3 separate regions of the Mus musculus genome follow, and all the other regions are linked to region 1. A link is a contact called in ENCODE Hi-C or POLR2A ChIA-PET data. All regions are on one chromosome and are shown on one strand. The core of a region is the stretch at or near the end of the contact, and the rest is flanking DNA. Distances in the headings are between cores, read along the strand shown. Region 1 holds the start of Phc2 (polyhomeotic 2). Region 2 holds the start of Zscan20 (zinc finger and SCAN domains 20). Region 3 overlaps Phc2 (polyhomeotic 2).

What was found. Hi-C counts contacts between places; a loop is a spot of excess contacts on that map. ChIA-PET counts read pairs that join two places held with the same protein, here RNA polymerase II (POLR2A).
Region 2: a map of left cerebral cortex shows a loop between it and region 1 (6-fold over the local background). The contact joins the promoter of Zscan20 here to the promoter of Phc2 in region 1. A Hi-C loop is called at or near these places in 8 of 37 maps with a recorded cell type or tissue (adrenal gland, gastrocnemius and left cerebral cortex). POLR2A ChIA-PET finds 5 or more read pairs at or near these places in 1 of 5 experiments (Patski).
Region 3: a map of left cerebral cortex shows a loop between it and region 1 (5-fold over the local background). The contact joins the enhancer-like site here to the promoter of Phc2 in region 1. A Hi-C loop is called at or near these places in 5 of 37 maps with a recorded cell type or tissue (CH12.LX, adrenal gland and left cerebral cortex). POLR2A ChIA-PET finds 5 or more read pairs at or near these places in 1 of 5 experiments (Patski).

The regions. Positions count from the first base shown.
Region 1 is chr4:128,652,587-128,656,079 of GRCm38, forward strand. Phc2 (polyhomeotic 2) reads left to right here and starts at 2,116. Exons shown (of 15, transcript NM_001195130.1): 1 at 2,116-2,230.
Region 2 is chr4:128,608,322-128,612,102 of GRCm38, forward strand. Zscan20 (zinc finger and SCAN domains 20) reads right to left here and starts at 1,777. Exons shown (of 8, transcript NM_177758.4): 1 at 1,673-1,777.
Region 3 is chr4:128,696,862-128,700,291 of GRCm38, forward strand. All of the region lies in intron 1 of Phc2 (polyhomeotic 2), which reads left to right. Among named protein-coding and RNA genes, the nearest start is that of Gm33712, 29 kb to the right of the region's middle. Within about 2 kb of position 1,315, at least 1 of the 3 ENCODE cell types and tissues checked has a DNase peak (open chromatin) inside an H3K27ac peak, as active enhancers do.

The DNA.
Region 1 (3,493 bases), core at 866-3,365:
TGCCACCCTTTGGTGCTATGGCTGTGTAGGAGCATGAGTAATTTGACCTTCTATGGAGAAGAGCAGGGCAGAGGCTGTTTAGCCCTGGGGCTGCCTGTATCAACAATGCCCAGTCCCTAGGCCACTTCCTGAACACTCCTTGTGCCTGGGCTTTGAGACCCTTTAAGCACAAAGAGCTCATTTCCTGTGGCCAGGAAAGACGGCACCAGTTCCTGAGGACAGCTCATCTCCCTCATTAAGGCCCTCATAAAACTGCTTCAAGGGCCCTGACTAATGGCTGCTCTCGGCTTGCCAAGCTCCTCTTGGACAAGGAGCCACTCCGGTAATTTGGTGCTAGGAGATGTGCAAGAGAGACCAGGTCCTTTGAGCCCAGGAATTATTTATGGTCCTGAGAAAAGAGAATGACATTTGCAGAGATAACAAGCCTCCACCAGCACAACAGGCTGTTTAATGTGCCACAGGGGATGACAGGCAACTTCTGTGTCCCACTGCCAGGAAGGGAGGAGAGATCTGAGCACGTGGGTTGTGTATCTCATGGGAGATCCTGGGCCAGATGTGGAAATGACCACAGTTAGCAAGGATGGGGTCTTACCCACGGGACCAGGCCTATATTACATATCTTTTATACATTAATTCTTTAATGGCTCTTACCCACTGGACCAGGCCTGTGTAACTAATACATTAGTTCTTTAATGCTTCCAACATTCCTATCCTGTCTTATTGGTGAAGAAACTGAGGCACAAACAGATTATAGAACTTGCCATAGATCACACGGCTGATGAATGGCTAAGCAGAATGTTAACCCAAGTAGGTTTGCCTCTCTGTCTGTGCTCTTAAGTCGCAGTTTAGAAGGAAATTGGATTTTAAGTCAGTCTGGTGGGAAGAAATATTTATATATTTTAAATGATCTTAAAGTGTCTAGATAGTTCATTTAAACCACAGGGCCTAATCCAGTAATCCGTCCATGCTACATTAAAATCAGTGAACCACTGAACTAAACAAGTCCATGGGAGTGCTTGTCCCTTTAAGTGAATTACCAGATCAACAGAGATGAAGGCAGAGAGACAGAATCCTAGAGTCCCCTACCAACTGGGTGACTTTATGTTTTGTGACTTCAACACTTGCCACTTGTCACGGAATATATTTCAATCTTGAGTGACAGTCCTATTAGGGAAGGTGTTCTTATGCCTAAACCTAAGTTCAATGAGCCTGGTATAATGAGGTGCCTTTAGAATATAGCTTTGGAGTAGGATAAGCCAGGATTGGAATCTAAATGTGTGAAGTACTGGAGGAATAAGTATGGACATTTCCTTGCCCAGCTTCGATGGTTCAGTGTCTGGATCAGTAAAGTGGCCATAGCAACAGTGCAATTAAGAGTGGATGTAAAATTTTTTGATAGCTTGAGCACACATGGATTGAATGATTAACTATAGGCTCCTAACAGCTGTTTGGCCCAGGCCTCATCTGTAATATGTGTACCGGGTTTATGCCTCAGAAGGACATTGTCGGGCAGTGCAAAGGTGCTCCACTGCTGATGTATGAAATTTCTTTCGACTGTTTGTATACAGTCTTCCCCTCCACCGCTTGGAATTGTGAAGAACGCAGGAGAGCCCTGGGCCTGATGTTCTCACATTTCCACTTTACAATGTAGTGTGGTGGTTGTGTGACTTTGGGTGTGTGGCTGAGCCTCTCTGAGCATAAACTCGCCCCAGTATCAAATTAAGTTTATGATATGTACTTCCTAAAGCTACCAGAGAGTTAGCTGCAGAAAAGTGTGAGGCACGTGGTTTAAGTGTTCAGAGCCTTTCCGGAATCTGAATTTCCCTGTCTAGACCAATTTGAGGTGCTCTCCATATGCAGAATAGGAAAAGTACCCGGAGTCCCAGTGCGGAGTTCAGGTAGAGGAGATGCTCCAAAGGGATGGCAAGGCTCCAGAGCCTGCGCCCCCTCCTCCGCCCTCCCCTCCGTTGCCATGGCCACCGGTTCAGTCCCAGAGCAGCACCAAGGCGTGTTCAATTCAATCTCCGCCTTCTCCGAGTGACGATTGGCTGGAGTGGGCACGTGACACTCTCCGGTATGCTAATACATGGTAATCGCCCCCCAGGCCCCTCCTCCGCGGGCCACAGCTGGGCAGCCAGCAGGGTGCGCGGCGGAGAGCCGAGGGGGCGGGCTGAGGGGCGGCCCCGGGAGAGCGCGGCCAGGTGGAGGAGGAGCGCGGAGGCCACCGCAGGTAACGGGCGGGCGCGTGCGCGCTGGGGCCGGCTGGCGGCGGCGGGGCGGCGCGCGGGGGACACCCGGCGTCGCGCGGCGGGTTTAACCCTTTGGGCACCCAGCTGTCACGGTGCGGCGAGAGGGCCCTGCGGCGCAAGGCTGGGCAGCGCGGTGGACACCGGTTCACCGCCGACGCGGACCCGGCCGCGATGAGGACCGCGGCGATCTCTGGAGTCAGGGTTTGCGGGAGGCAGTAGGAGAGCCGCTGAAGTCCCTGCAGTCGCGTGATCTCGGGGGCGCGTGGCCTTCTTACATGGAGAGGCCCGCCCCTGCGGCCCGTGTCCTCTGGGGGACTGTGGAGACACCGGGGTCCGGCCTCCCCACCGCGCGCCTGCTCTTCCGTGGCCTGACAGCCCAGCCACAGGCACTTTAGATACCGAGTTAAGCCTGGTGGGGGTTGCTGGGCATCGAAGGCGAGATCGAGATGGTGCGTTGGGGAGCAAACTGTGGTTGTTGTTACTGGAAGAAAAGAGCTCTCTCCTTAAGCAAAGCAGGTCCCACGGTAGAGAAGGAGGGGTGCCCAAGGTAGGCACTGCCCCCTGTTTTCTGACCTGACAACCGTGGGGAACAGACCTTGGGCACTAGAGTATGTTGTCGTGTCCAGAGGAAGCTCCTGTTTTGCTTTAGTTTCTGGCGTATTCTTTTAATGGCTAGGTTTAAATCAACTTCCTCCTCCATCTCCGCGCCTAGGTCTGCTACAGAAATGTTGTCTTCTAATTACCCCTTCCCCCAATTCACTAAGACTGGTGGCCGCATTAGGCTCGTGGTGTAATTTAGCCTTCGCCACAATAGAAATGCTAGCACGGAGCTGTGCTGCTAATATCAAGCCAGCCCCAGGAGGTTTAGTGTGGAGGGGAAATGCTCCAGTCTCTGGGGTATGAAAAGCAGACTAATGTGCTCTCATGGTCGGAGCTTACTTTATGAGTCTCAAATCGTTTCTTCACAACAAGGGGAAACGTGCTTCCACATGAAAAGTCCCAGCGACCAAACCTAGGTTTGCAAATCAAATGCGAATTGTACTTGCAGGTTGCGTATTTATCAACACAACGACAAACACTTGGTATAAACCAGGCACGCTGTTGTGTCTAGAGGATGCTACACTGACTAAGATAATTAGCCCTTGTCCTCAGAGAGGTGGTGGAAGAGACAAACTGTTAGCCAAAGTGATAGCAGAAGAACAGATGCAAGAATGGATCTGTTAAATGTATGCAACGTCAAAGAA
Region 2 (3,781 bases), core at 527-3,026, 45 kb before region 1:
AACTATGCAATCTATGGCTGTAAGAGGGGAGACTCGCATCTAAGGACTGGAACTGGGGGTGGCAGATAGGCCTCACTTAGCCGACCATCCTCCATCATGGGGGAAGCTACCTAGAGGAGTCTGCTGAGAAATGAGCTCCATATGGATATATGTTGTGATCAATTAGCAATGGCTGCCGGGCCTCAGGTAAAGGAAGCCGCTGTATGCATCCCTATGTGTTGGCCAACACTGTCCTTAAGCCCCCAACAACCTCAGCTCCCAGCAGATATCGATGTCAGGAAGAAGATTGAAGCTCACAGCCCTGGAAGTCCGTAGCCATTTTCAAACGTGGTCTAACAAAGCTCCCCCTGAGAGTCTTTAGCCCACATTCACCAAGTCTTTACTCATTTGCTGGATCTACATTAGATGTCTGCTGTTCTGGGCTGGACCAAAGAAAATGGAGATGATCCAGACACTGCCTGCCCTGATGAAGCTATCTAGTGGAAGAGACAAATAATAATAATGATAATTAATAAATTTAAAAGTCACAGATAATTATATTAATCCAATGTCATAAAGAAAGTGTGATTTGGGAGCTGGGAAGTTGGAGGTGGCAATTTGCTTAAGGAACTGTTGATTTGGTTCTTGAGTACAACGCAGAGAGAATGGGGGAGGGAGGTTACAGCAGAGAGGCAGGCTATGAAATAGTAGAGAAGCAAAATGGCCCACCTGGAGAATGGGAAACACCTTGGCAGCCCCGGAGCGTGCAGTATGGGAAAAGTGGGCTGCAAAGAGCATTATGAAGAATCTACTAGATCAGATTCCATTCAACACGTGTTGCATGCCAGGGATGGATTCCAAGCTGGAGAACAAACGGAAGGTATACAGTTGAGGGTTTCAACAGATCACACTAGCTGCAATGTTTCTCCGAGTTGGAGAAATGAAAATGTGGACACTTCTGCAGAGGCTCCCGGAAGACAGAGGTCATTTTAAGAGATACTAAAGAAATGGCAAGCCTCGAACAGTGTACAGCAAACGGCGTGGATGAAGAAGAATGCAGGCGCAGGTGGAATCAGCTGGTAAAACAAGTAGGTCAGTGGGCGGGTCAGCAGGGGTGGGCGGGTCAGTCGAGGGTGGGCGGGTCAGTAGATAAAGATGCCTTTCACTTCTATCAGTTATGAGGAAAGAAGTACAGGTTTGGGATTGAACACAATAGCCAGTCCCGTCACAGATGACATGAACGCAGGTGTCGAGAATGAAGCACTATTTTAAGGTCAGACTTTCCGCTCAGGGCCTCTTCACTTCTTTGCCAGGGCCCTTGAGTTCTCTCTTCCCTTGATTGTGCTTTTCTAGACCCTAAGGTAACTTCCCCTCACAGCCAAAACGCATCTCTACCACCTTACCCACAGACCTCGGTAAGACCCGTCTCACTGCCCGCCTCTCCAACTCACTCTTCATCCCGACCCCTCGGTGACCCTGCCCATCTCCACACGCTGCAGCCTCTGCCCGCCCGCACTCCCGCCCCGACACACACACACACACACACACACACACACACACACACACACACGCCACGATGCTTGCTTTCCCCTCTCACCTTCCCAGCTCCCCTCCCCCGCGGGTACCACCACCTCCAAAGCCTCCAGCCCAGCGCCTGATTCTCAACTGCACCCCATCCGCCACCCAGACTCACCCACAGAGACACCCACTTCTCAACAGGCCGGAAGTGCTCCCGGGCTCTTGCAGGGGATGCTGGGACGCATAGTCCCAGCGCCGCCAGCCCTGGAACCCGATCTCTGAGACCACAACTCCCAAAAGGCAACGCGCGAGCACCGGTGGCCACTCCTCTATCGGCCGCCTCTCAGATGACGTCAGCCAATGAGTGCCTCATCTTCTCAGGCGCTCTGGTACCGGAACAAATCTTGCAGGGCCAATGCCTGGGGGGGTGTAGCTCGATACTATTCTCTTCCATTGGTTCTGCGGTGACGGTGCCGCCTACTGGGTGGAGTCTAGATTAGAAGGGCGTGGGGTCGGGGTCTACTGAAGAAGCGTGGGGCCCCCTGGGTTGAGCTGGAGAGAGTAGGGAAAAATAATAAAAAAAGGAAAGAGGGTGAATACAGTGACCATCTATTGGGCAAGAGAGAGTTTGTCTGTTGTAACTACAATTTCAAATTCACAAATTCACAACTTAGTTGAGTGGTTTGGCAGAGTTCTATATCTCACCTCTTCACTTGTGAAGTAAGAATAATAGCATTCATGTGACAGGTTTATGTGAGGCATCAGTGAGGCAATAAACCTAGAACTGTTAATTCGGATCCAGGATCCAACTATAGATAGCAGATACTAGCCATTTTTATGTAAATTAGTCTTACGGAGTTTGAATCCCTGGGTGTCAGAAACACGTTAATCCCTGTAGCTGAATAATCTTAGTGTAATACTTAGTTGCTTTGTTCCACGGTCCTGGCTAGTTTCATGCGAACTTGACACGAGCTTGAGTCATCAGAGAAAAGAGAGATTCCGTGAAGAAGATGCCTTCATAAGAGGGACTATGGGAGAACTTGCGGGACTTTCTCGTAATGATTGATAGTGGAGGGCTCAGGCAATTGTGGGTGGGGCTACCCCTGGGCCGGTGGTCTAGGGTTCTGTAAGAAAGCAGACTGAGCAAGCCAGTAAGCAGCGTTTCCTCCATGGCCCCTGCATCAGCTCCTGCCTCCAGGTTCCTGCTTTGTGGGAGTTCCTATCCTGGCTCCCTCCAGTGACAGATTACAACGTGGAAGTGTAAGCCGAATAAACCCTTTCTTCCCCAAGTTGCTTTGGTCACTGCGTTTTGTCATAGCAATAGAAACCCTATGATAAACACTGTAAATACTCTTGAGGTATGAGCCATCTAATAGGAAGCTGGAAATGTGGGTCTTGTAGTCAGTCAGCCATAGATTCAAACCCCAATTCATACATCCCATCTGTATGTCCTTGAACAAACAAACAACTCCATCACGATTGTCTTTTTTTTTTTTCAGCTGTAAAATTTAGGTGACAGAACAAAACCTCCATCTCAGGGTAGGTTCCTGGGAGATTAAAGATAATATGTAGGTAAAACATGGAGTCCAGCCACTTGCTTTCAATGTGGGATCTATGCCTTGATACTCCCTAGCTGCAAAGCCTCCAGCAAACTCCAAACGCCTCTTTTGTAAACATGTTTGTGTGGATAGATGCACTGTGCATGCAGGTGCATGTGCCTGTGGAGGCCTGAGGTCAAAATGAATGCCCTTTTTGGAGCATTCTCCACCCTGATTACTAGAGTGAGGGTCTCTTACTGAACTGAAGGATCCAGCTAGGTTAGCTAACCCATGAGCTCTGGGAATCTGCCTGTCTCTGCCTCCCCATCCCACTTGCCAGTACAGGCGTTACCTATGGCACTGACACTCCTGGCTTTTATATGAATGCTGAGGACCTGAACTGAGACCCTTATTGAACATGTGGCAGGTACCTTATCAATTGTGCTACCTCCCTGTGGTGACTTGAATATCCTTGGCCCAGGGAGTGGCACTATGAGGAGGTGTGGCCTTGTTGGAGGAAGTGTGTCACTGTGGGGGTGGGCTTTAAGACGCTCTTCCTAGCTGCCTGGAAAGAGTCTTCTGTTTGCCTTCAGAACAAGGTGTAGAATTCTCAGCTCCGGGCTGGTGAGATGGCTCAGTGGGTAAGAGCACCTGACTGCTCCTCCAAAGGTCCAGAGTTCAAATCCCAGCAACCACATGGTGGCTCACAACCATCCACAACAAGATCTGACGCCCTCTCCTGGAGT
Region 3 (3,430 bases), core at 65-2,564, 43 kb after region 1:
CACCTCAGAACCATGAGACTGAAGCTTCCTGAGCCAAGACAAACCCCGCCCTCACACCTTACTCCCCAGCCCAGCCCAGAAGGGGTAAGATCAAATCTTTCTCTTTCTTCTGCGAATGCTTGTCAACAAATCAGCACCAGGTTGGAGCATAAACGCTCGGTAGAATCTGCCTTTTCTATGGTACCAAGAAATATCAGGCCTCAGCAGGAAAAGGCTGCTGATGTGAGCGCACGCTCTTGTGTTTTGCTATGAGGTCATTGTCTGGCTTGCTAGAGCAGTGGTCTGCTCTAGCTATGCCTCTGACACTTCTGTCTTGTTGCCTTTCCTTAATATACTTGGTTTACTTTCTTTGATTACCTACATACACCCCCGCCATGTGTGTATGTGTTCCTGTGTGTGTGTGTGGGGGGGGGGGGGGGTATGAGTGCATGTGTATAGGCGCATGCATGTGCATGGAGTCCAGAGGTCACTGTCAGGTGTCTTCCTCTATTGCTTATCCACTTGATTTTTTTAAGACAGGGCTTCATACTGAGCTGGGAGCTTGCTGAGTTGACTAGACTAGCTGGCCAGCAAGCCCGGGCGGGGATCCTGCCCTCTCTGCACCCTGCCACCCAGTGCTGGGGTTCCAGGTGCATGGTGAGCCGTCCAGCTTTTTAGGTCCTTAGGGATCAAGTTCAGGCCCTTGAGCTTGCTGGGCACGCATTCCATCCGCTGAGCCATCTCCCTGTTCTCTTTACCTTGATCTAGGTTTGTAAGAGACACGGCAGGCACAGAGGGAGGTCAGGAGGGAGGTTTGAGCTGCCCAGTGCCTCCGTACCTTCACAGTGCTGCCGGAGCTCTGCGAAGGATGGGGGTGTAGGGATTCACCCTGCAACCTGGAGGTGGAAGGGGGTCTCCCCTAGCTCCCTCAGTCTAGAGAACTGAATTTTCAATCATTGTCTCCCCCCTCGAAGAGAGAGGCACCCAGGAGGAACCCTTCATGCTGCCTTTTCAGACTCTACACAGAGGCCAATATGCTGGTACCAGGAGCAGCCATTGTGGGGGGGGGGGGCCCTAGACCTCTCTCTTCCTGTCAAGCCCTGATCCCATTAGAAAGCCTCATCCCGCTGGACCTGCGGTCTCTGGTGAGGGTTTAAGAGCTGTTTTCACTATCTTCCCCCTCTGCCTCCCTGGAACACCATCACAGCCATAATCCACAGCAAATGGATTTCCCTGACCCTGGGGACAAAGGCCTAGTGTTTCCTAGACTTGGCGGCTCCTGAAAGGACAGAACCATCAGCATTTCTCCAGCTGCCGGGTCTCAAGCCCTGTAGGCCTCAGAGACCTGTAATAAGATCGCTATCCAAGCCAGTTCCAGTCAGCACATCGCTCAAAGTGGTCCCTTGTGGTTGGGAGGGAGGCCTGACTGAAACAGGAACGGCAGCTTTGGAGCTCAGCCTCACACAGAACCACACAGTGAGTTGGAACCAGAGAAAAACATATTTCTAGTTCTGGCTGTCAGCCATTAGTGAGACTTGGCTGTGGTTCACAGTGGGAGTCCACAGGGGTGGGTGGCCTTGGGACGGAATAAGGCAGTCATTAGAAGGAAGAGAAAGGGGAATGAGACTAGGAAGAGGAAATTGAGGAGGAGTGGATAAATGTTTAAAGCATGGGCGCTGTGAAATGTACAGATTCATATTTCTCATGTGGCAGGCAGGCCCTAACGAGAGTCCACAGACAGGCACGTTAGTAGCCCTAGCTAAAACTCCAGGAGGCCTCCTTTGCTTCCCACCCACCCCAAGCTTTGAGGCAGAAGGAACGTGTGAGGAGGGAGAGATGGAAGCTTTGCCACACAAACTGTAGAAGCAGAAGTTGAATGCTGCCGGAGTGTTCCACGCTCTTTGCATGAGGAGACCAACTCACTTCTGGTTTCCCCTCAGGATGAGTCCCAGCCCTCTGGCTGGGTAAGTCCAGTTAGCCCTGGCTGCTGGGCATCCCTCCCATGGTCCTAGAAGAGTCAAAGCCATGTTACCTTGAATAAATCATTCTTTTCCTCAGAAACTAGGCCTTGGTTTTTGTCTAGGAAAAACAAGGGAGTTTGTGGTAATGTCTGATTTCTGGAACTGTTTGATGGGTACATATGTGTAATATCGTGTATGTATAAATGATGTAGAAGGATGGTTTTGTACAAATATTTGATAAACAGTAATTAGAGGATTCAGCCGAGTAATCTCCATTACTTTGCTCTGGTATGTTCTGACAGGGACTGGGCCCAGTGTCACTGCAACAGTGGGCCAGGTCAACACACCTGGCTTTGGACTGCCAGTTTTGTGATGCCCTTAGATAAATTAGATAGCTCCTCCCCATCTGTCTCTGTCTATATCTATATTTTGAAACAATCTTACTACTCTATAGTCCAAGCTAACTCAAACTCATCATTTAACACTTTACTCACAGTAATCCTTCTGCCTCAGAACACTTGGCTTAGATAATTTCTTATTGACAAAATGGGACATTAATAACTACTCTCACAGTAGTCATGAGTATACCCAAAGCATCTACTGTCGAGTAAACAGGCAGTGGTACTGAGCCATCTCTACGGGTAGACTAGAGACCACAGGTAAAAGCTATGATGAAACCATGAGTAGTTTATGTTCTAAAAAGAGGCAGAAACTAAGCTTTCAGGGAGCAGAAGGAGCAGGGCCTGAAGCTCCAGGCATGCAGGGGTACAGTTGACACCATGGGTACAGGAGCAGACACCAAGAACATGACTTCCTTGCAGTAGGCCATTATGAATGTGAGACAGGCAATCACCAACTGTGCCAACAGCCTTCCCATTGGATGGCTTAAGCGACGTAATGATTGACTATGAAGGGGGAGGACTTCAAGGAAGCAGCATTCCATGCTATTCCCCAGGACTCACCTGCACTGCTGACCTGAACAGTATGGTAATGAAAACTGGAAGGAAGGCATTTCGGGGGACAGGGACAGCGTCAGTAGCCACAACAGTAAGCCCGGGGGTGAGATACTGCCAGGTAACCAAGATTTTTCAGGTCAGTCACAATAATCCTGAGCCCGAGGGGTTGCAGCGTGTAGAAGTGGGAAAGACAGGAAGGATCAACACAGGTCCTGACATATACCAGGTAGCTTGAGGGGACCTCTGTGAGTCACAGAAACACTGGTAATTCAACAAATGGCACAAGAACATCTGGATGTCCACATTTCCCCCCACGGAGTTGCCCCATGATTCACTGCTTCTTACATAGTAGAGAATTACAACATTGTGCACAGTGGCCGTTGCCAATGGTGGAAACAACCTGAGTGTCATAGGCAGGTGAATGGAGAAGCAAGCTGTGGTATACACAGAGAGACACACATGCACATATGCAAATACATATGCATATATATGCAAATATATGCATGCATATACATACACACAGAGAGATGTGCA